3 separate regions of the Mus musculus genome follow, and regions 1 and 3 are each linked to region 2. A link is a loop called in an ENCODE intact Hi-C map of the cell type or tissue named here. Cell type or tissue: heart. All regions are shown on one strand. Each heading gives the region's core, and the rest is flanking DNA. Links, peaks and the distances in the headings are about the cores only.

The links. Hi-C counts contacts between places; a loop is a spot of excess contacts. Peaks named below come from ENCODE experiments on the same cell type or tissue, not always from the same donor. Only the 100,000 strongest peaks of a DNase experiment are listed, where the experiment ranks them.
Region 1: a loop joins it to region 2, with 2.4 times the contacts of the local background. A loop is called at or near these places in 2 of 42 quality-filtered maps.
Region 3: a loop joins it to region 2, with 4 times the contacts of the local background. A loop is called at or near these places in 12 of 42 quality-filtered maps.

Annotation. Positions count from the first base shown.
Region 1 is chr2:32,693,383-32,695,882 of GRCm38, forward strand. Fpgs (folylpolyglutamyl synthetase) reads right to left here and starts at 793. Exons shown (of 15, transcript NM_010236.2): 1 at 607-793. The coding sequence starts at 744. In heart, for the core only: a CTCF peak has its summit at 947; DNase peaks (open chromatin) are centred at 859 and 1,509; H3K4me3 peaks cover 1,572 bases; H3K27ac peaks cover 1,719 bases.
Region 2 is chr2:32,767,309-32,776,750 of GRCm38, forward strand. Ttc16 (tetratricopeptide repeat domain 16) reads right to left here and starts at 8,325. Exons shown (of 15, transcript NM_177384.3): 1 at 8,023-8,325; 2 at 7,740-7,787; 3 at 7,083-7,249; 4 at 6,674-6,764; 5 at 6,357-6,500; 6 at 4,802-4,902; 7 at 4,581-4,710; 8 at 2,744-2,958; 9 at 1,790-2,034; 10 at 1,534-1,675; 11 at 629-794; 12 at 165-307. The coding sequence starts at 8,040. It overlaps Ptrh1 (peptidyl-tRNA hydrolase 1 homolog), which reads left to right and starts at 8,513. Exons shown (of 5, transcript NM_178595.3): 1 at 8,513-8,587; 2 at 8,996-9,215; 3 at 9,399-9,442. The coding sequence starts at 8,522. In heart, for the core only: no CTCF peak of the experiment used is centred there; DNase peaks (open chromatin) are centred at 7,601, 8,413, 9,139 and 9,439; H3K4me3 peaks cover 1,624 bases; H3K27ac peaks cover 1,011 bases; H3K27me3 peaks cover 12 bases.
Region 3 is chr2:32,906,296-32,916,908 of GRCm38, forward strand. Niban2 (niban apoptosis regulator 2) reads left to right here. Exons shown (of 14, transcript NM_146119.2): 3 at 3,554-3,682; 4 at 5,046-5,151; 5 at 6,125-6,292. Among named protein-coding and RNA genes, the nearest start is that of Gm13523, 29 kb to the left of the region's middle. In heart, for the core only: no CTCF peak of the experiment used is centred there; DNase peaks (open chromatin) are centred at 5,522, 6,183 and 6,811; H3K27ac peaks cover 1,165 bases.

The DNA.
Region 1 (2,500 bases), core at 1-2,500, 81 kb before region 2:
TTCCTTTCGGGCACCAGCTGGGTCGCCTGCCCTCTTATCCTCAAGGCTTGGCTGGAAGCCTCACAGCCCTAAACCGGTGCCACCTGCCTGGCCAGCATTAAGTTCTGGTCATTGACAACTGACCCTGGCACAGTTTGTAATCTACAGTTTGTTCTAGATTCTTGGTCTCTTTATTGCCTCTTTTTCTGCCTGCCCGCCGGTCAATTCTGAATACTTAGATTCCAGTCTTCGAGTCTTGGAGACCCCAATCCCAGATCCTCCTGGGTACTTCCACTCTGTACTCCAGAACTCCTCCCTTCCCTTCATCCTGCATTGCCCTGCATTGGAACTTCTAAAACTCAATTCAGATTCTGGACGTTCTGGTGTGTCACCTGCGCCCATTCCCTCTGCAACACCGGACACGCGCTCTCAGAATTCCCACATCGGGCCACCTGAGCTCAACTTTCCGGTCTCTGTCACCTCCCCTGGGCTCTGGGATGTCCCCGCCTCTCGAGCCCCGCAACTTCATGCTCCGGTGCCCCCAGCAGCTGGCGGAGAGCGGAGCAAGGCTCCGGTGCTGCCCACGTGTCAGTACGGGACCGTTTGCCCGCGGGAACGGTCAGAAACCTGATACTCCATGCCCGGCTCCTGTGGCGCTGGCCACGCGCTCATCCCCCGCCGCGCCGCGCCCTCCGTCGTTGCACCACGCGCAGAAACAGCTGCCAGGGACAGAGTCGAGCACAGTCGGCTCCGCGCCCACGACATAGTCTTAATGCCACCGCAAGCTAGGCCTGGGCCGGAGCCGCCCCGCTTCGCCCCGCCCCGCCCTGACGCCATCCTAAGACCCACCAATCCGAGTCTCTAGATTTTCCCGGACCAATGAGAAGCAGCGCCTTATCACGGCCATCTTTGTGAGGGGCAGATGGTCCGGAGGTGCGCTGCTCTCGCCATGCTTCTAGGGGGCGCTCTGCCGGGGAGGGTGGAGGGAAGAGGGTGTTCCTGGGAGGGGGTCCTCCATCTTAAAGGAACTCTGTACTCTTTTCGTCGCTATCCTCCACAGGTCTGTGCCAGGTCTTAAGGACTTCGCTGTACATCCAAAAATAGCCAATCCGAGCCAGCAGTTCTCAGTCCCGACTCCTTGGCAGAGAAGCTCTGAGCTGGAATAGAATTACAGGGCTGGCAGATGCCTGTGTCATCAATTCCCAGCACCGAAATGTCCTGGCTCACGCAGACAGTGGGGATGCAGCCTTTTCGGTCAAGAATATGACCCCGTCTCTCCAGGCTTTTTTTTTTTTTCCCCTTCGGTTTTTCGAGACAGGGTTTCTCTGTACAGCCCTGGCTGAACTGCAGCTCACTCTGTAGACCAGGCTGGCCTCGAACTCAGAAATCCGCCTGCCTCTGCCTCCCAAGTGCTGGGATTAAAGGCGTGTGCCACCACGCCCGGCCTCTCCAGACTCTTAACTCACTCTAGAAGCCTAGGAAGACTTCCCGGAAGAATGACACCCCTATCGAGGCCTGTGGGGTTCGGGGGGGGGATTTCCAGGCTAAGAAGGAGACAGTGGGAAAGACTTCCATTTGGTTGGACCGGGTTGCTCCCGGGATGCTTCATCAGCAGGGACCTGGAGCCCCGTATGAAATTAGGTTTGGAGAAATGGCTCAGTGGTTAAGTCTCAAGGTTCAAGTCTTAGGACCCACACTGCGGCTCACAATTGTAGACTCCAAACTGGGGATCTGACCCGACTCTGGCCTCCAAAAGCACAATGCAAACAGGCAAAAATATTAAGTAAAGATAAAAAAATTTTGGCTGGGCAGTGGTGGCGCACGCCTTTAATCCCAGCACTCGGGAGGCAGAGGCAGGCAGATTTCTGAGTTTGAGGCCAGCCTGGTCTACCGAGTGAGTTCCAGGACAGCCAGGGCTGTACAGAGAAACCCTGTCTCGAAAACAAACAAACAAACAAACAAACAAATAAATAAATAAATTGGAGTAAATTTGCTGGCTTTAGGGGAAGGTGTGTAATCTTATTGGGGCGTTGGAAACTCCCCCGTGGTAGAAAGTGGATTTGAGGGCCCTCTGGGGGAGGGAACAGTAGTCTCACCTTATTGTAGGTGAGGTACTTCCATTTGTGGAAGGCACTGGACAACAGCAATGGGTTTTCAATCTCTCCTGCTTTTCTACATTGGGCTTAAATATTTAGCAGAGATTTCTATTTTAAATAAGCAAGGACTGTTCGGGGAGAAATCTAGACATTTGCTCTCTGAAAGTACTCCTGGCCTCAAACTCACAGACATCTCCTTGCTCTGGCCTCCTGAGTGCTGGAATCAAAGTGTCCAAGCATATATTTCAGTGAACAGCCTCACTCATTCTTGGCCCACTCCCCCCACACCGCCCCCATGGAGTTTCATCTGTAACCCAGGTGGACCTGAGACACCATAGCTGCACCTAGCCAGTCTCAGAGTCTTTATGTGGCAAAAGATCACTTTAAACTCCTGGTCCTGCTTTCACTTCCACAGCTCAGTGCTC
Region 2 (9,442 bases), core at 6,943-9,442:
GTAAGTTATGGTCCCGGGGGCCCTTTATCAGTCTCTGGAATCTGAACTGCTGTCCCCAGAGACCAGGCAGTGCAAGCCCTTCAGAACAGCTGGACCAGAGGCGTTCTGAGTCCCCACCAGTTCCTACCCTTGGCCACAAGTCTCCGTTCCACACACAAGCTTACACCACAGTGCTCTGAGGGTAGATGTTCTTCGGCCCATTTTCTATCATCCGACTTAGCTGGAGCTTGGCCAGTTCGGCCACTTGGGACTTAAGCACATTCTCCACAGTCATGCTAGGAAAGAGGGTGTTCATCACTGCAGCCATCTGCCGGGTCGGAACAGCGCACAGAAGGTTAGTGCCACCGTGACCTCGGATGAACACAGGAGGCCTCCGTAGACTTCCTAAGCTAGGGCCTTTTAACCCAGGAGGAGGAGAGCATGAGCAATGGACAGCTCCCCAGTGGGGAGGCAGACAGGACAGTTCTGAACTGCTTCTGAACAACAGAGCTTGAGTCTCACTGCACCCGAGGGGCAGGAGGGGGAAGGTAACATCAGTGAGGAGGAGGGCTAGTAGGGGGAGCAGCTCAATGCCACCAGTCTCTCTCGGGGACAGGATAAGAGCCTCTCTGGCTCGTCAGGAGCCCACCTTGGGATACTCGGGATTGAGAAGCAGTACAGTAGCGACATCCAGGCGGGCCCCCAGAGTGTTCTGCAGGAACTGTCGGCACTTGGCCCGGTGCAGGTAGTACTGTGGTTTCTGAGGGCTGTGCCTTATGGCCTCCGAGAAGTGCTCCTCTGCTGTCTGGAACTGCCTGAGGGAAATGCCCAAGGCTGCCATGAACCTCCAGGAAAGATGGTGGCTACAGGCCAAGGAGGGAAACTAGGGGGCCCCACTCCTGGTCGCCTTTGCCCACCCACTTCTGTCTCTTCTTGATGGACCTGACAGTTGAGTACTATAACTTTGGTATACCCTAATTTTTTTTGTCTTATTTAAAATTTTTGAGACAGGGTCTCCCTATATAGGCCTGACTTTAGTGCAACTCAATATGTAGACCAGGCTAGCCTTGAACTCTTAAAGATCTGCCTGCTTCTGCCTTCCAAGTAGCATGGGCCACTCCACCTGGCCCTAACATTTACAACTGTATGGCTGTTTTGCCTGCAAGTATGTTGTGCACCATCTGCATGCCTAATCAATCACTTGGAAATGGGATAGCAGATAACTGAGTGGCCTCGTGGGTGCTGGAAACCAATCTAAGTCTTTAGAGGAGTCTTTAGAGGGAGGCTAGTTGGGAAGGTAGGTAGGCCTTGAAAATAACATTCTGAATCACACATGCATGAATATTTTTTTTTCATTAAAAAGCTTAATTTACTAAAATAATCAAATTATTTTTGTGTGAAGATGTGAATAAAATCTCTGTCCAGAAGACAACTCTGACTTCTGGTGAGCCCCACCCCCCACCCCACCCCCGCCCCCTCAGCACTGCCCTTAGCCACGCCCTCCTAAACCACGCCCTCCTCAGCCACGCCCCCTGACACCTGCCTGTGGCGCACCTGTGTTTCTGCTGGCAGAAGCCCAGCTTCTCCTGCAGCACACCCATGCGCAAGTTGGCTCCTTCATCCAGCGGGCTCAGGGCCAGCGCTTGCTTGTAGTCAGCCTCCGCGAAGGCCAGGTTGCCCAGCTGGAAGAAGCAATCTAGGAGCCGAGGGTGAAGTTTGAGTGCATCCCCAACTCCCTGAGCAAAGCTAGGGCCCAGCCTGGACTCTTCGGGCAGTTAGCAGGGGCCTAACCGCCCGCCACCCAGCTCACCCCCACGGTTGATGTACAAGCCCTTCTCATTCTGCTCGTCTCTGATAGCCTTGTTCAGCAGCAGCACGCCCTCCTGATAGGCACCATGGTTGTAGCAGTGCACAGCAAAGTCATTGTAAGTCAGCAGCAGCTGACGCTGCGCCTGCTTCACTAGGTTGTCCTGGGTGTCAGTCACCATGTCCATTGCCTTCAGGAAGTCTTCCACAGCATGGTCAAATTGCTGGAGCCGTCTACGCAAGGTGCCCCTATCGTATTGCAGGGCAGGTAGCAGGGAGGGACATGAGAACTAAAGCAATCCATTTGGCTAGAAGGCTACTGTCCACCCTGGACCTTCTGACCCCATGGCCTTGACTATATTCATAAATTCTGCCTCAAACCCTAGATCTGTCCTCTGGAGCTGGCCTGAGATTGCTACTTAGATAAGCTTTTAGTCATCTGGATTTTGTTATTTCTCAAGGATGGTTTTCCAGTTTGGAAGTGGTATATGTGCTAGTGTCTATGTTCAGTATAACTTCATGTACTTAGTTTATGGGAATCTTATGGGTTTCTGGAAATTGAACTCAATCAAGCTGACAGATTTGTTCAGCAAGCTACTTTACCCGATGAGCCATCACATGCCCCTGTTCAGGCCTTTTTGTATACATACTTTAGCCAACTATCTAGAGGAGAAAATCCAGGATTAGGGAGATTGAATGGCACCAAATCCTTGGGGGACCAGATACAATTTCTACTCTCATGTCCTCCCAACACAAACTACTCAGCAGGCCTGGCTGGAGGCCTAAGATTCCCAGGTTACCATGGAAACCACCTCTATGGTGCCATGACCACAGTCAAAAGCAGGGAAAGGTTACTAGGGGTTAGAGAGAGAGAGACTGAAGTCTGGGGAGGTTGAGAGACCCTCCTGAGACCACGAAGCAGGTCTGCAGGAGGTCCAGCCCCTTTGTACCCCAGTACCGGAAGAAGAAGAAGTTGGGATCCAGGGGATTGTTCTCAATGGCACAGTTGATGCACTTCAGTGCACGGTGCACCTTGCCCTGCACGGCCAGGGTGCTGGCATCTTGGAGAGACTGCTTGGCCTGGTCCACCATCTTCTGGAGTAGCCCTTTGGCCTGTGCGTGCAAGGGATCTAGGAGCAAGGCGCTTCGAAGGTCCTGATAGCAGAGCTTGGCCTGCAAGGGTGGAGGGGTGGCACTGTCCCAGTAGTGGGAAGAGGAAGGCAGGCCTCTAGGAAACAGGCTACTCCCACAGCATCCCTTCTGTGTCCCCGGCACCAGCATTACTGTTCTACATTTCTGGCCTCTTGAATAGGCAGTCCCCAGCCTCCACATCAATAGCTCCTTTCCAGGTAGAACTTCGGAGAGGCAGGTCAGCCTTGGTGATTTGTGCTGATCTTATCTCCTAGTAGGAGTCCTGTGGTGAGGGGGCCTCATCTCCTGCATCCTTTCTCCACTCCCTAGCCCTCCCATGTACCACAGCAGCTGTGACCAAGGGCTGACCGAGGTCTGGGTATGAGCAGAGACTATCCGTAGGCAAATGCCTTTCACCCGTGTGCAGTATACCCCAGTCAACCGTCTTAGCAAGCGCCTCACTGCCCCATGGGTAACTGGTTGGAGGGTAACCTGGGAGGACTGGGGGATGGCTGGGGTGGGCTTGGACTGGAGAACTGACTGGCTGGCCTTGGTCAAGTCACCTCTGGGCCATTTTACTGTTCACCTTCCTTTTAGGGTTCCTGGCAGTCTTGGGGATGAACCTGGGCAAAGGTCTGGGTTCGGAACAATCCTCCACAGAAGGGGAGGTAGGGATAAATATGAAGAATAGACTCTTGCCTTTGAAGGGGACTTCCACTGAGTCACCTGTGTGACACTACAGCCCAGCCTCTGGCTAGAACCTGCCTGGCCACCCTTATTCAACCACTCCCCATCCTGGCCTGGTTAAATGAAATGAACCTACCCTTCCCCCTCTCATTCTCTCTGGCTCCTCTCCATCTTGTTGGTACCCCACCCCATTTACCTAGACTGCTGCACACTGTTCAGAAACCTCTTCCGCTCCATCAGGACTTTGGACACACTTCCACATCCCCCTCACCCCTTCCTCTAGCACTCTGCCTCCTCCCAGGACCTGTCTGTCCAACTGACAAATTCCATAGCAGCTGGGAGCACCCCTAGAGGTCAAAGTCTGTTCCAGAGAGTACCCTACTGCCAAGACTGTTCTCTTCTCCCTTCAGTGCCCTGCATCCCCTATCCCCTAGCTGTTCCCTGTATTCTCTGTTCCCATACTCAACAAGAGAGGCAGGAGCTTGAGAACTTGTCCATTGCACAAGTATGAAAGGATGGCAAGATGCTGGGCGTGGTAGTGCACGCCTTTAATCCCAGCAGAGGCGGTGGATCTGTGAGTTCTAGGTCAGCCAAAGCTACACAGAGAAACCCTGTCTCAAAAACCCAAAAGAACTATCCCCCCAAAAAAACCCCACCACCACCACCACCAACACCAACACCAACTCAAAACAGAACAACAAACAGAAAAGAAAGAAAAAAAGAAAGGAAGGAAGGAAGGCAAGAGGAAGAAGCACGACCGCTAAGGTCTATGGTGTCCTGGATGCCACACAGCTGAGGGCTGGGGACATGGCTCAGCTTCCTACCAGAGTCAGGGCTGAGTGATGAAGGGGGGGAGGGGCCTTAGGTACTGTGTGGAGAGCTGGCCTTGCCTCCTTTATCAACTTGGGACACAGAGGGTCTGGCGGTAGGAAGTGCAGCTCCCCAGGCACCTGCTTGCCTCGCCCACTATGCATTACCTTCTGGAAGAAGTTGTAGAGCCGAGCCCGGAGGATGTAGACATCAGCGCTGGCCCTGCCCTGCTTCACCTCCCTAGTGATGAGGGCGAGGCAGTCGTGATACCGCTTGAGGGCCAGCAGGCAGGCCATGCTGGGGGCAGAGGGCAGAGGGCAAAGGGCATTCAGCCTGGGGCTGTAAGAGGCTGCTGCCAGGAGAGGGCGTGGTGGTGTGAGACACTCACCATCGGTAACTGAAGGAAGCGTTTTGGGGCTGGAGGTCGGAGGCTTGCAGGAAGACACAGAGGGCTTCCTGGAAGTCACACAGCTCATACAGGCACTGACCCTGAGGAGACACGGCTGTCAGCTCCGCTCAGAACTCCAGCTCTGATGACCTCCACAGGTGGCAGAGGACAGGGAGAGGGACTTGAACAGAGACAGAGACTTCAAGAGACAGAGATGGAAACAAGATACAGAGCAGAGAGACACCAAGAAACGTGGAGGAATACAGCAACACAGAGATTCCAGACAGAATGGGGCAACAGGTGAGGGCAGCGGGGCTCCGGCCAAAGGTCTAGAATTCACAAGTGTTCCCCATTTCAGATGAAGGAACCCAGGATCAGGGAGGTGAAGTGACTCGCCACAGGTCACACAGGAAGTGAGCTAGCACGACACAGGCCCTCAACAGTTCTATCAGTTATCTGAATGCCTCGAGGGCTCTCCTGCCTTGTCTGGTATATTTGTCTTATTAACGTTTCACAGTGTAACTCATACTGGCCGGGAACCATGCAACCCAGACAGACCTTGAACTCATGAGACTCTTCCTGCCTCAGTTTCTGGTGTGCAGAGTGTGCAAGCCTGAGCCACCATGTCTGGCCCAATGTTTCTTTTTTATGATGTGCATTTATTCTGTGGTGTGTGGGGGCAGGCACATGCCGCAGCACACGTGTGAAAGTCATAGCTAACTGTGGCAGTCTGGTTTCTTCCCACCGTGTGCATCTCAGCTATCACACGGAGGTAGTCAGGCTTAAGAAGCAGATGCTCTTACCTGCTCAGTCGTGTCACTGGCCACCCAAGCTTCTTTGTAGGAACTGAGGGGCTTGGTGTTTTGTGGCACTGGTGCTTGGACTCAGACCCTTTCCTAGGCAAATGGTCTACCACTGTTGCACTCAACTCAACTTCTAGCCAATATCTGACTTTCAAAAGAACTTTCAAAAGACACTGACGGTACTGAGATGACTCAGTGGGTACAGGCACTTCATCATCAGGCCTGCCGATGCCCAGGGCCCACCCACATAGTACAAGGAGACATCTGACTTCTGACCTCCCTAGGCACACAGATGCACACATACACACAAGCACACATGCTCAAGTCAATGTCAAAATAAATGTTAAGCAGTTAAAATTCCACTTAGTACTAGGGACAGCACTCAGAGCCCTCTGTGTGCCAAGCTGCCATCCTACCACTGAGTCACACCCCTTACGGACCCAACCCACCCAAATCGAATTTAAAATTTAGTTCAGTCATACTTGCCACACTGTAAGGACTCAACATTTCCATGTGGCCAGTGGTGACCCTATTGGATAGTGTGGGTAGGTCAGAGCCTTACTGCAGAAGTTCTAGACACCTCCAGCTAAATTAATAAATCAGCGATGGGGGCAGCTGGTGTAAACAGGTGCACAGACCGGGAGTCCCCAAGAACTCAGATCCTATCCCAGGAAGGCTCCCTGTAGGTGAAGGGCAAGCCAGTAGCTGGGGATAAGGTGAGAAGTCCCCTGCGGGTGGGGCAGCTGAGGCACCTGTAGGTAGAGCACAAAGGCCAGCCGGTTCAGGTACTTGTTATTCCCTGGGTCATAGGAGTAGGCCCTGCGGAGGTTCTGGAGGGCAGAGGAGAAGTCACAGAGTTGGATGAAGGCCTCAGCACGGAATACATAGAAGTCTACCTAAAGGCAAAGAGACCCTGGCTGTTATTTCCTCTCCAACTTCTTCCCTTCCAGGTGGTTCCAGAATCTGATGGTCCTGGGAGGAAGGGCTAAGCAGGTTTGACAGTGACAGGGGGTGGGGGACTTATGCCCAGCCAGTTGCTCCCTGGGGACCACTCTGACTCTCCTCTTACCAGTTTGGGGTCCAGGTGGAGGGCACGGGAGAAGAACAGCACAGACATCTCCCAGTCCTCTTGTAGGAGGCACTGATGGCCTTGGTTATAGCTGTGAGGACAGGACAGGACAGGACAGGACAGGCAGTGGATCTGGTATTGATCTGGGACCAGCCCAGGACCTTCTCAGGGCTAGAATGGGGTATGCAGGAGGGAGGGCTGAGGTAAAGAGGCTGCAAAAGCCATCAGAGCTCCACAGAGGCCAGGCTGACCTTCCTGGAGCTCTTCCAGGGCATCAGCCCCTTATCCCTCTACCCTCGCTGTTCACTGAGACCCAGAGAGGGATAGCAGCCAGCTTGCAGCTGAACCCAGTATTAATAATGGTTTTGTAGAGTAGGAACCTGGAGTTGGAGACAAAGAAGTCACTCACTACTCTCTGACTTTGGCAGGCACTGTTGATCCTATCATCCTTCGTTTTGTAGGATCTGTCATAACATAGAACACATGACTGGTCCCAAAGATGCGTCGCAGGATCTTCTCTGGGGCTTCAGGAACCTTTAGCTTTGGAGTTTTCTGGGAACGGGCACTGTGAGGCTCCTGGAACCAAGCCAGGGGCAGTAAGCTCAGAAGGCCTCAGGAACACTTCCCCCAGGAGCTTTGCCTACTGGAAGAGGTGTGAAGAGGCCTCCTGGTAGAAGGCACACCTAGTCTGGGGTTCAACAGTCCCCCAGGGCTCCAACATTTCTCTAGCCCTGCCTCTCTCCCTGTCCTGTGGTCAAGGTCAAGGAACCACTGCACCCTCTGCTCTCCTCTTGGGCTTTGTCTGCTCTCACCTTGTGCTCTAGCTGCTCATCGTTTTCAGACCCTGCTGCACAAGGTTCCTTGTGACTCCCGCCCTGGGATTCTCACACTCGTCAGGTCACATTGAGCAAGCACTTCACCTGACTTCTTCCCAGGGCTTCTCACCTCTGTGTGATCACCCTTCCCATAGTCACCAGAATCGGGGAACCTATGTCTCATCAGTCCTCAAGTTCTGTGTTTCACTCCTCAAAATCTCTCCACTTGGGCTGGGCACGGTAGTGCATACCTTTAATAACCCCGTTCTAGAGCTAGAGGCAGATGGAGTTCTCTGAGTCTATAAAACAAACAAACAAAACCCCAAAACGTTAAAACAACAACAACCCCCCCAAAAAATCTCTCTGCCCTCTCTCTCCCTTAGGACTGGGAGGCCAGTCACCCTTCTCCCCTACCACACTACAAATGATGACCTCTGACCTCTCCCAGTTCCCCTGAAGGGCTTGACTGGCTCTTCCTCAAGCCCTTCTTGCGGCCCCGACCTCTGCCTCAGCTTTCCCCTTCTCAGCCCTCACCTTGCTTCTGTCTGTCATGGCCAGGTTTCTAGGCTAACTTCTGGGCTAAGCATACTCTGAGGTTCCCTAGCTCCGTTGTTGCTAGGCACCAGGTCCACGATGTCCATAGGCCCCGCCCACTTGGCCCCGCCTCCGAGAGTCACTAGAAACTCAGCAAGGCAAGCCAAGGCCTAAGTCAAGGAAAGAACCTATGGGCAGTGCACGCCGACGCGGGCCAGGGTAGAAACTTAACGAGGTACCAGCCCTCGAGCAAAGGCCGAGCAAAGGCTGAGCCATACAGGGTGACGCGTCGCGGAGGAATGCACCCAGACACTCGCCCGGGCCCGCGATCCACCCACTTCCGCCCCGCAGAGACATGGCGGACGCCAAACCCAGCCTGGATTGGGCGTCGCTGGACATGTCGTGATGCTATTGGCTTAGGGATGCCTGACGTCAAGGGGCGGGGTCCTGGCTGTGAATGGGAGTCGGCACGTTGAAGTCCGGTCTTTTTAGTCCAGGGATGCGGCGGAGTTGGGCCTTGAGCCGGCAGGTTTCCGAGGCTCGGTTCCCCGGGAAGCGGTGGCTGGTGAGTGGGGCGTGGGTGGCTACACAGGGACGCGGGGCTTGGCTCCGCAGCTACGCTTACATTTAAGTGTATGCGTTGTATGCATGTGCCCTGTGGCTGTCAGAGGGCAACTTAGGAGAGGGTTCTTTCCACCATGTGGGTTCTGGGGATCGAACCCAGGTTGTCAGGGTTAGCAGCAACCTTACCTTCGGAACCATCTTTTCGGGATAGTTGTCCCTTTTTCTACTTAGTCAAATAGGCGCAATACTAACTGGCTCCAAACTTTTAGTTTTGCTCTTGCACCAGGGAGCGGCATCCTCTGGCTGGTGGGGCCTCCAGGAGTTCCCAGACCCTTAAGTGCTCCTTCCCAATACTGTCGCTTCTGTTTCCTGGTCAATGTTTTGGGTCCTGAGTGAGTGTTGCCTACAGGTGGCTGGCCTGGGGAACCACGGAATGCCCGGCACCCGGCACAGTGTGGGCATGGCGGTGCTGGGGCAAATAGCAAGGCGACTGGGAGTGGCGGAGAATTGGACTCGTGACTCGCGCTGTGCTGCTGACCTCGCCCTGGCCCCGCTCGGGGATGCTCAGCTGGTACTGCTCCGGCCGCGGCGCCTCATGAACGTCAACGGGCGCAGCGTAGCCCGAGCTGGTGAGTTGTAGGTTTCATGGATAAGAGGGCACAGGGACCAGAGAGAGGGTTCAATTGTGACAAGTGCCTGGTGAGCCCCAATTACTACAGTGAAGGCTTGGGGAAGCCTGTTTACATATGGGGGTTGTTGTGACCCCTCTGAGCAGATATGCAGTAACTAGAGTGTTGTTTCCCTGTGCCAAGCGGAGCTGTTTGGGCTGACTGCGGAGGAGATCTATCTGGTCCAT
Region 3 (10,613 bases), core at 5,024-7,523, 140 kb after region 2:
TCCCCCAATCCCAGTGCAACCCCTCCCCCAATGCCAGTGCAACCTCTTCATTGTCACAGCTACATTCTGCAGTCTTGACAGCTCAGGCCACACACCTGTCAAGAGAGATGTGACAAAACCCTTGTCCTGCTTCCTCCCCTCCAGGGTGGAAGTGGCATGGTCCCTGCCTCACAGAGCCATCGACACTGTCCCAGGCCACGTGCTCTAGGTTCCCTCCTCGCAGGACTATGAGAGCAGATGCTCTCCCCAACCTCATCATTAATATAATAATAATTATCCTGTTATTAGCATTAGGCCTGGGTTTGCTGAGAACGCTGCCTGGATCTACCCTGGGGTGTCAGTGTGGCCTGGAGTGGGGATCCTTGTGACAGGCCTGGAGGTGACAGGGCTAGGGTGAGGTCAGGAAGGAAACAGTGGGTTTGGCTGCTGAGTTACCCAACTTAAGGCAGAGGGTAGGTAAGTGGCTGGAATTCTACCCTGGAGGCTCTGCAGGGAAGTTTTGCTGCTCACTGTGCTGGCGGCAGGGTCAGGTGCTAAGGCTGCGTGGTCTTTATAGCTCTACAAACCGCTCAAGGTGACAGCCAGCGATGGCTGTTTACAGGATAAGATAGGAGCTGGGAAGATGACTGGCTGATCCAGACACCAGAGTCTCAACTGGTCTGGAGAAGGCTGCTTCAGCAAGGCCCTGGGGGGTGGGGAGGGGTTGCCTGTGAGACGGGATTGACAGACAGAGGGAAGGGACTGACAGACAGAAGGAGTCTTTATGTACAAAAAGTTCCAAACTTAGCCCAGTGACTCTGGGGGCAGACAGAGCTGGCTTAGATTCCTAGCCTACGATCCTTTCTCCCCCATCTCAGCCTGCCCTGGGAGGAGAGAAAGGCTGGGCTGTTTGTCTCCGCTCCGGGTGTCATGACTGACTGTAGAGAAGGGGTGTTTGGATATGGCCGCTCTCAGGCCTGGCAGGTGTCCTCCTGCACCTGTAATTCAGCCCAGATGAGCAGGGCCTCGGCTACTTCTCCTATCTAGAATGAAGGTCACAGGCAAATCCAGTGTGGTGACACAGAGTAAGCACTAGGCCAAGGAGGGCTATATCCTAAAACCCTGTTTTAAAACAAGAACAAAGCCAAACAAAAACAAACAGTGCAGGCAGCCCGGTTCCCAAGAGCCCAGGGCGAGTGGGAGCTGGTGCTGTGTTAAGCATTTTCTGTGTTTGGCTTGTCATGCTCACAGGGCTGTGTGCTCATCCCGCCAAACAGGCTATGTAGGCAGATCAGTGGCCTGAAGGTGCTCATGGTCCCTGAGATCCTTGGTGTCTCATGAGCCTGACCACCACGTGAAGTCATGACACCGATAGAAGGGAAATCACATTAGTCACCAGAACGATCACAGTCATTTTCTAAAGAAACAATTATTGCCGTAATAAGAGCAAGTGGGTCTGGGTGAGGTGGCTGGCCTGTGATCCCAGCACTCAGGAGGCCGAGGCCAGAACAGCCCAAGTTCAAGGCCAGTCTGCTGTAAACTCACCTCACACCCCAGCAAGCAAAGCAATCAATAGTTGTTTTGTGATGAACAGTTTCTTTCAGTCTCTTGTCTACTCCTTGCTCTGAGGGTCACTGGGGAACAGAGGGGCTGGGGTTGGGGCTGAGGCTGGGGAGTCGCTTCTCTGGCACCTGTGAGGGGTGGCCAGGCTGGCCCTGAGTTGTGGCGTCTGAAATATTTTGTACCTTCTGCAGGCCTGCTCAAAACAGGACTCTGTCATTTGAAAAAAACCCAAAAAACAAAAACCAAAAAACAAAACCAATTTTCCCCTTTTGAGATAGGGTCTTGTGTAGCTCAGGCTAACCTCAAACTCCATTTGTAGTAGAGGATGTCCCTCTGCCTCTACCTCCCTCCTGAACCTGGGATTACAGGCTTCCTTGTAACACCTCAGTTTACCTTTGAAGAAAAATCTTCAAAATAAAATCTAAGGCAGCAGCCAGGCAGCCTGAGGAAGGTGGCTCAGGATCTGGGGGGGGGGGTATGCTGGGTGGAGGGGTGCAGAGTCTGTCTTCAGGGCTCAGGCATTGCCTCTGCAGTCCCTGTAAGGCTGTCCCCAGTCTCGGGGCCTTCCGGTTCACCAAACATGCCCAGCTGAGCTAGCGGGGCGGGGTCTTTCCAGGGTGTTAGGAAAACCCTGGCTGCTCTTTCTAGAAAAGACAGATTGGAGGGCTGGGTTTCAGAAGTCTAAATATAGACCACCAAGTGGGAGTCTCCGCTCTTGGGCAGAGCCCGTGTAGGGGGAGGGGAGCAGACCCTTTTTTTTTCCTGTAAATATTTTCTTCTGGAGAGGAAACTGGTCTTGGGTTCTATTGTTTGAGCACAATGGGCTCTCCTTTTAGGAGTGCAGCTTTCCCCTGAGGAGCAGCAGGGGGCAGCTAGGGAAAGGGGCCAGGGAAGAAGGCAGGAGGGGCCCCTGCATTCTGAGAGGCCTCAGAGCGGGCACGCAAAGTCACACTTTTCCCCCCATCGATACATATAGCACTCGTCCATTTTGTAACTGGTACCGTGCTTATCATAGAATAAACAGAACTTGCCCAGAATTGGCAATCTCTAGATTTTTCTGGCTCCCATAGTCCATTGCAGCTTTTGTCCCTCCCTTCCAGAAGCTTCCGTGATCCGTAGCTTCAGCTTCGGCCCCCACCCTTGGTGTAAATACATCCCACCTCCAATGTCCAGATCAGTCCGGAAGCTGGGAGTGCTGGAGTGCATCTCCTGCACTTGGCAGGTTCCTGGCGTGGCCACTCTTTGTCTGCTCGCAAGTGCTTTGCCTGGTGCCTACCTCCTTCTTGTCAGCTACTGTCCCTAGTTTACAGATGAGGGAACTAGCCGCTGCTGGCCCCCTCGTCTTTGTGGGGTTTCACAGGACTGTCCCAGTGTGTCTACAGCCCACACAGGTCTCCTCTCTGCCTGGATGCTGGCCTAGCATCTCTGCCTACCCAGACTCAGGAATGCCAGCTTGGCCAAGCTGGGAAGCTCTGGATACAAGTTCAAGTCTTCATTGCACTGAGGGGAAACTGAGGCCCAGAGCTGGCAGAGGCTTTCCCAGGCATTAGGACCATCCAGTGTGGCCTGTGGGTGTGGCCTCCAGCTAGGCGAAAGCCCTGGGTAACAGTGGCAGGTAGCTAGGGGAAGCAGCCTGCTGACCGCTTGGTTGCCTTCCCAGGACCCCTAGTCTGGCATGGCTCTGAATGAATGTCCAGACTGGGTTCCACTCTTACCCTATTTGAACCCTGAGTAAGCACCTCACTACCCTGAACCTCAGGCTTCCATCTGTGCAGTGGGTACAGTGCAGTCTTGCTTCGGAGTCCCAACGAGGTCAGGGATGTGGTGGTAGTGGTGGTGGTGGTAGTGGTGGTGGTGGTGGTGGTGGTGGTGGTGGTGGTGGTGGTGGTGGTGGTGTGTGTGTGTGTGTGTGTGTGTATGTGTGTGTGTTGCATGAGGAGTTATATAACCCAGGCACTGATGGCTGTGCTCCCACCTTGTTGGGACCGCCCCTGTTCCCTCCTGCCCACAGGTGCCCCTGGATGAACGCATCATCTTCTCCGGAAACCTTTTCCAGTACCAGGAAGACAATAAGAAGTGGAGAAACCGCTTCAGCCTGGTGCCCCATAACTATGGGCTGGTGCTATATGAGAACAAAGTGGTGAGTTCGGGGTGAGCCAGCCACCCTTCCCCACGCTCCTGGCAGCCGCTCACCCTCCTCCAGGCTTACATAGCTATTTTTTTTAAACTTTTGAAAAAAAATTAATTTATTTTATTTCATGTACATTGGTGTCTTGCCTGCATATGTGTCTATATGAGGGCATCAGATCCTCTGGAACTGGAGTTACAGACAGGTGTGAGCTGCCATGTGGGTGCTGGGAATTGAACCCAGGTCCTCTGGAAGAGAAGGTAGTGCTCTTAACCACTGAGACATCTCTCCAGCCCACTTACCTAGTTCTTACTTGGCGACCCTATTCCACCATCTGAGGCTCCGGACACCACGCCTTCCCCTTCATGCCTACCACGGGCCATCTCTCCATGGAAGTTCCAGGACCAAAGCAACCTTCCTGATCCTTCTGCATTTCTCCAAGTCTGCTTGGCCTCGGGCTCCCCTCTCAGTCATTTCATCCTGCGTCCCACTGTCTGTCCTCTCAGTCATTTCATCCTGTGTCCCTCTGTCCTCTTAAGCCCTCCTTGAGATCACCCTGCTCTCTGGTCACTGCCAAGCACTAAAAATCCCAGCATCACCACAGAGCCCACCCTCTGCCTGCCTCAGTCTCCTCCCACCTCTCCCAGACCCGGCTCCTTCTGCCAGTGCCGCGCAGTCTGGCCCTCTGTGCCATCTCTGGATGGGGTTCCTGAAATCTCCCCAATCCTCCATGCTCTGATGTGTCTGAGAAGAGATGGGGACTGACTGTGAGCCTTTGCTTTGGGCCCCTCCAGGAAGTCCCACCTGGTTATATTACAAACTTTATTTCATCGGCCAAACACTTGTCCAGCGCCGCCCTAAAGAGAGGCCTGTCTGACCTGTTTCAGAGCAGATCTGTCTGCCCCCAGTGAGCAGAGTACCCTCCCCGTTGTATCAAGGAGAGCTGCATGCTCGGAGTCTCCTTTGAAGCACTGTGATGCTCAGAGCCTAGACATTTGGAGCCAAGGCAGTGGTCAGAGACCTTGGGTTCTGGGGACAGTCCTGGTTCATGGCCAACATCTACTTCCTATCGATGTGAACTGGAAGGAGCCACCTCCTGAGAAACGAAGCATGCAGTGTCCCCAGCACAATGTAGACTCTGGTCACAGAGGTATTAGTGACAGCCATCAGTGTCACTAATAGGCAGCTGCCCCAGCATGGCTCCTTACATGCTAAGGCACTGCGCTGAACATTTTATGTGGCTGCTCCTTCTTCATCTAGTACCCACCTCCAAACCTTGAACTAGTAGCTGAGTAGCCCATGGGGCCAACTGGAAGCGAGGTTTGTGTTTGACAACATTCTGACCTTGAGGCCCCATTTCTCTTGCTCTCTTCAGGCCTATGAGCGGCAGATACCACCCCGGGCCGTCATCAACAGCGCGGGCTACAAGGTTCTCACCTCTGTCGACCAGTATCTGGAGCTGGTCGGCAATTCCCTGCCAGGTAAAGAACCAGTGGTCTCCAGCCATCCTGTCCTGTGTAGGCCTAAGGATCGGCCAGGGAAGGGGATGACCTGAGCCTGTGCTTGGGCGCCATTCTGCAGCACAGCCAGCGGGGCTTAGAATGTCTACACATCTCTTGAACAACCCGAGCCCCCAAAGAGGAGACTCGAAGGCCTACAAGGTGGAGTCCCCAGGTTGTGTATAGATAGGGTCTAGACCTAGACTCGGTTGGCCCAGGGAAAGATGATGATAACTCTGCAATGCGGTGCCAAGGGTTTTTTCCTCTTCTTCTCAGCCTGCTGAGGCTTCCAGAGGCTTACACAGTCCCCACCTGGGATTTGGGACTGAAGCTTATGTGGCAGTAGATGCTGGGCAGGGATCCAACTTCCTAGGTTCCAGGACTGTCTCAGTCCTTTTAAGCCCCTCCTCCCCTGACATCAGGTTCCTCCGCATCAATTGAACCCTGGCGCTGAGGGAGCCCGAGGGCCTTGGGTGGGCTGTGTGAGCAACTGTCCTATCCCAGCCACCCAGAGCTGGGCCACGCACAACTGTTACTGTCATGTATATTACTGACCACAGCAGTGAGCCCAGGGCCTGCTATCTTGCTGGATCTAAAATATCACCGAGAGCCAAAGAGATAGAGAAAAATTCCTTTGTATTTATTTTGTTTGCCCACATGCCTCCCTTCTTTCCTGGATATTTAAACCACCAGCTTGGCCTCTGCCATTGAAATTTGAAGAGAAACTTAAGAACGTAACGAGCCTGATCGTGTCATAGTGTCTTACACACGAGCAAGGTAGATGTCACCTGTTTCCAGTTCTAGGAAAAGAATCCACACCGATGCCAGGTTTCTCAGTTACTGTGGCTGGGCCATGGGGTCAAAATGAAGGCGAGCTGCTTCCTTGCTGATGTGACGTCCCCAGGACAGGGTGTCTTCTCTAGGCCTCAGCGCAGCTGTTCACATCTCTCTACAGGGACCACATCGAAATCAGGCTCCACCCCCATCCTTAAGTGCCCAACGCAGTTCCCTCTCATCCTGTGGCATCCTTACGCCCGACACTATTACTTCTGCATGATGACAGAAGCGGAGCAGGACAAGTGGCAGGCAGTGCTTCAGGATTGCGTTCGACACTGCAACAACGGTGAGACGCCAGCAGGCGGCAGTATTTGCTAATGTGCTAGATGGCGACACCTAGTGGTTGCGTATGGAATGGCTAGCTTGCTCTAGGATCTGCTCACATTTTTTCCCTGCTGAGGTTGTAAGAAACTCTTGATTATCACTCTTAATAGTCTTCCTTGATGAAATACTTTTGTGTTGCCAAGGGAACATTACAAAACTGTTCTCAGAACGCTGTGACTGTTGATCCCATGGACCCCCAATCCCAAAATCATTTTGATTTTGCCACTTTTTTTTTTTTTTGAGGCAGGGTTTTTTTCTGTATCCTTGGCTAGAACTCACTGTGGACCAGTCTAGGGCTAGAACTCACTGTGGACCAGTCTAGCCTTGAACTCACGGAGATCCACCTGCCTCTGCCTCCTGAGTGCTGGGATTAAAGGCATGCACTGCCGCTGCCCGGATTTTGCTGCTTTCTAGCAATTGATGTTACTGTTGTTTATTTTGTCTTTCCTTTCAGGGTACTGTAGTCCACTGTGGCGGGGAGGGCATGGTATATGTATGAGGTGCACTGCGTTTATAGTCAGAAAGCAGAGAGCAATGGACGCTGCTCTCTGCTCCCTTCTTATTCAGTCTGGAAGCCCAACGCATGGGGCGCCACCCAGATTTCGGGGACTCTTCCACCTTAGCTAGCCTACTCTAGAAACTTCCTCTCTGATATGTCCAGAGGTTTGTTTCCACAGTGATTCTAAACACTGTCACACTGACAACCAAGGTTAACTTGCATGGAGACTGGCTTCCCTCTTGGGTTCTAAGTAAGACAGTGATAAGTGTGCCTGTGGATTTGAGGGTACTGGAGCACGAGTCTGCTTGTGATTGGTCAAGATTTTTGTTTTTTATAGCTGGATATAATGGTTTCTGGAGGATCCCTGTGAATTCCAGAGCTAGCCTGGGCTATGTAGTGTTTCTAGGATAGCCTGGGCTACACTGGGATCCTGTCACATTACACACCAAAATATTTCTTATGATGTAGTTTCTTTCCTTCTTTACACATAGTAATCTGGAAAGGCTCCTCTCTCCTCCCCTCATTTGTAAACCTACGCTCTGACCCTTCGGCTCACTCATGCGTTCCACTAACATTTATGGCCTCTATTCTGAGCTGATGAAGGAAGAGCAAGGCACGCACCCTACCCCATACAGCCAGCTGTGTGATGGAGAGACAGATGGGGCACAGATGAGCGGCCAGGATGGTGTTCTTTTTTTTTTTTTTTTTTTGGTTTTTCGAGACAGGGTTTCTCTGTGTAGCCCTGGCTGTCCTGGAACTCACTCTGTAGACCAGGCTGGCCTCAAACTCAGAAATCCACGGGCCTCTGCCTTCCGAGTGCTGGGACTAAAGGCGTGCGCCACCACGCCCTGCTCAGGATGGTGTTCTTTGTGCTGGGCACTGGGGGATGTGTTGGGGGAGGTGCTGCCCTGAATGGAGGGAGGAGGTGATGGGGTAGGCTCCACCTGTGGAGGTGATGGATAGGCAAGGTTGGGCAAGTGCTCCCCGAAAGAGGCTGTGGCCCCCATAAAGGGTGGCTGGGAACAGAGACAATACTGTGTGTGTGTGTGTGTGTGTGTGTGTGTGAGAGAGAGAGAGAGAGAGAGAGAGAGAGAGAACACAACAGAGACAGACAGAGAGAGACGAAGTGAGGCTGGAGGGGAGCCATCAGGCCAGGTCTGGAAGGGCCTTCTAGAGTTCTGAGGAATTATAAACGTTTAGGCTTGTCCCCCAGTGTGAGGTAGTAGTGAAGGCCTTTCTGCCCTGTCCTGCTGATGTGGTCCCAGAGGCAGAGGGAGGCCCAGAGCGGCTTTACCTTGCTCTCAGGCACAGCTCTACCTCGTAGTGAGGGGAGCGTGGGCACCTGACTGAACCCAGTTCACCCCACCTCTCTACAGAGGCCTCCACCCTCTGGCATCTGTCCACTGGGAGGCAACCGGCTCTTCAGCCAGGCCAAGCCCTGCCACCTGGGCTGGGCCCTGCCCTGCTGCCCACAAAGAGCTCCTGTTCCCAGGTCCCTGGGGCTGTGGCTCTGGCTCAGGCTCTGGCTGCCTGGCCTGGGACACCCTCCTTCCTTGCTGGCCCATGAGTCCTCTGAAAGTTCCCAGGGCTGCTGGCTTACCTGCTGTGACCGAGTAGGGGACCCTAGGTCAGGTAGGGGAAGGGTGAGGACAGGACTGAGTAGGAAGGGGACACTGTTCAGTTCCCCGTGGGATATTACAGTAGGGACTGGGAATATTGGTGTGTGTGGGGGGGGGATGAGCTGGCTCAGAGCTGTGAGCCTCCAGTCTGGCACACAGCAAGCTGGAAGGTTCTGTGTGTCCTGGGCTGGAGTGGACACATAAAAGACTGTGACAGAAAGTCCCACCCCCAGGCCAGCTCTCTTTACCCCCTGCAGGAACTGACAAGGCCAGTTCCAGGCATGGCCCTTCCCTCCAACCCAGGACTGTGAGAAAGTTCTCTGCTTCCTCCCCTGTTGAGACTGGGCCTGGAATTCATGGGGCCTGGAATTGCTCAGTCCTGGCCCTGCCAGGAAGTGGGGGTGGATGGGTCAGGGAAGGAGGCCAAGGTGGGTGGCGGCTAGCCTGGCTAGGGCCCCCTTCACACGCTGCATTCCTGGAGCAGTGGGGGTGTCAGGAGGCAGCAGGGCACTCACTTTTGTCCTAGGCCTGGTGTCCATGTCCTGCTCCGGCTTGGGCTCTGCCTAGACTAAGGAGGTCCTGGGTTCCAGCCCCATTTAACTAGCCCCCACCCCCAGCCATGTGCTTGAAAGTCAGTGGCTTTGCCCATCCTAGTCTCGATTTGAGACAGTTTTTTTTAAATTATTTTTTGAAGATGTATTAATTTATGTATATGAATATACTGTTGCTGTCCTCAGACACACCAAAAGAGGGCACTGGATCCCATACAGATGGTTGTGAGCCACCATGTGGTTGCTGGGAATTGAACTCACCTTTGGAAGAGCAGTCAGTGCTCCTAACCGCTGAGCCGTCTTTCCAAATGTCCTGATATTTGTGACAGTCTTGATACTTAACCTGGGCTGGCCTTGAACTTGCTGTATTCCTCCTGCCTTGACTCCCCCCCCACCTCCCTCAGTGCAGGCATGATACACATCACCACCAGACACACTGCACACGTGCTAGAACCTCAGTTTCTTTGAAGCTGAGACTAGCCCCCACTCCATCCCATTCCCCCTCCTTTAAGGATGAAATGGGCTGATGCAAGTGAAGTTTCAGGCTGGGCCTGGGTGGCTTACACAACAGAAATGTGCTTTCTTCTAGTCCAGTAGACTGGAGAGGACCAGGTTGGTGTCTGTAGCAGGCTCATTCCTCTGCTGAACACACTGGTTTTTCTTTTTTCCTTTTTTCTGAGGCAGAGTCTTGTCCAGGCTGGCCTCAAACTTCTATGTTCAGAGTGATCATTCTGCCTCAGATCTCTGTCAACTCAACGCCAAGACTACATAGTGAGTCTGCTTCCAGTAGACCATCCATCCCCTCCTTTCTGGGAGAGGTGTGATGGCTCAGATGGGAGCAGCATGGTGAGTTCCAGGCCATTCTGGGCTAAGGCTGTCTCAAAAGCAAGCGAGGGAGCAAGGGAGCGAGGGAGTGAGGGAGTGAGGGAGCGAGGGAGCGAGCACAGGGCAGCCTCGGTGAATGAAGTTTTGCTGTGAAGCCGGAGGGTCTGAGTCTGGATCCCTAACAGCCACATCAAAGTCCGACGCAGACGCCAGGGGCTCCCTGGCCAGCCAGCCCAGCTGACACGGACTCCAGGTTCAGTGAGAGCCTCTGTCTAAAAACATAAGGTGGAGGGGCTGAGACAGCTCTGTGGTTATGAGCACTGGCTGCCTTCCAGAGGGCCTGGGTTCGATTCCCAGCACCCACATGTGGCTCATATCCAGTTTCCTATGTCTAGTACCTAGACATGCATGCAGGCAAAATGCTCATACACATAAAATTAAATTAAATTTAAAAATAAATGAGATGGAGAATGGTAGAAGACACTTCACATTGACCTTTGGCCTCAACATGGACATACATGGATGAGTGAAAGCATACACATGTATTCACACACATACATACACACACATACATACATACATACACACATATACATACACACATACATACACATGCATACACAGACACATATATACACATACATACATACACATAGACACATATACATACAGATACATACATATACGCACACACATATACGCACACACATACACATATACACACACATATATTTACATACATACATACATACATACATACATATACACACACATATGCACACTAAAACA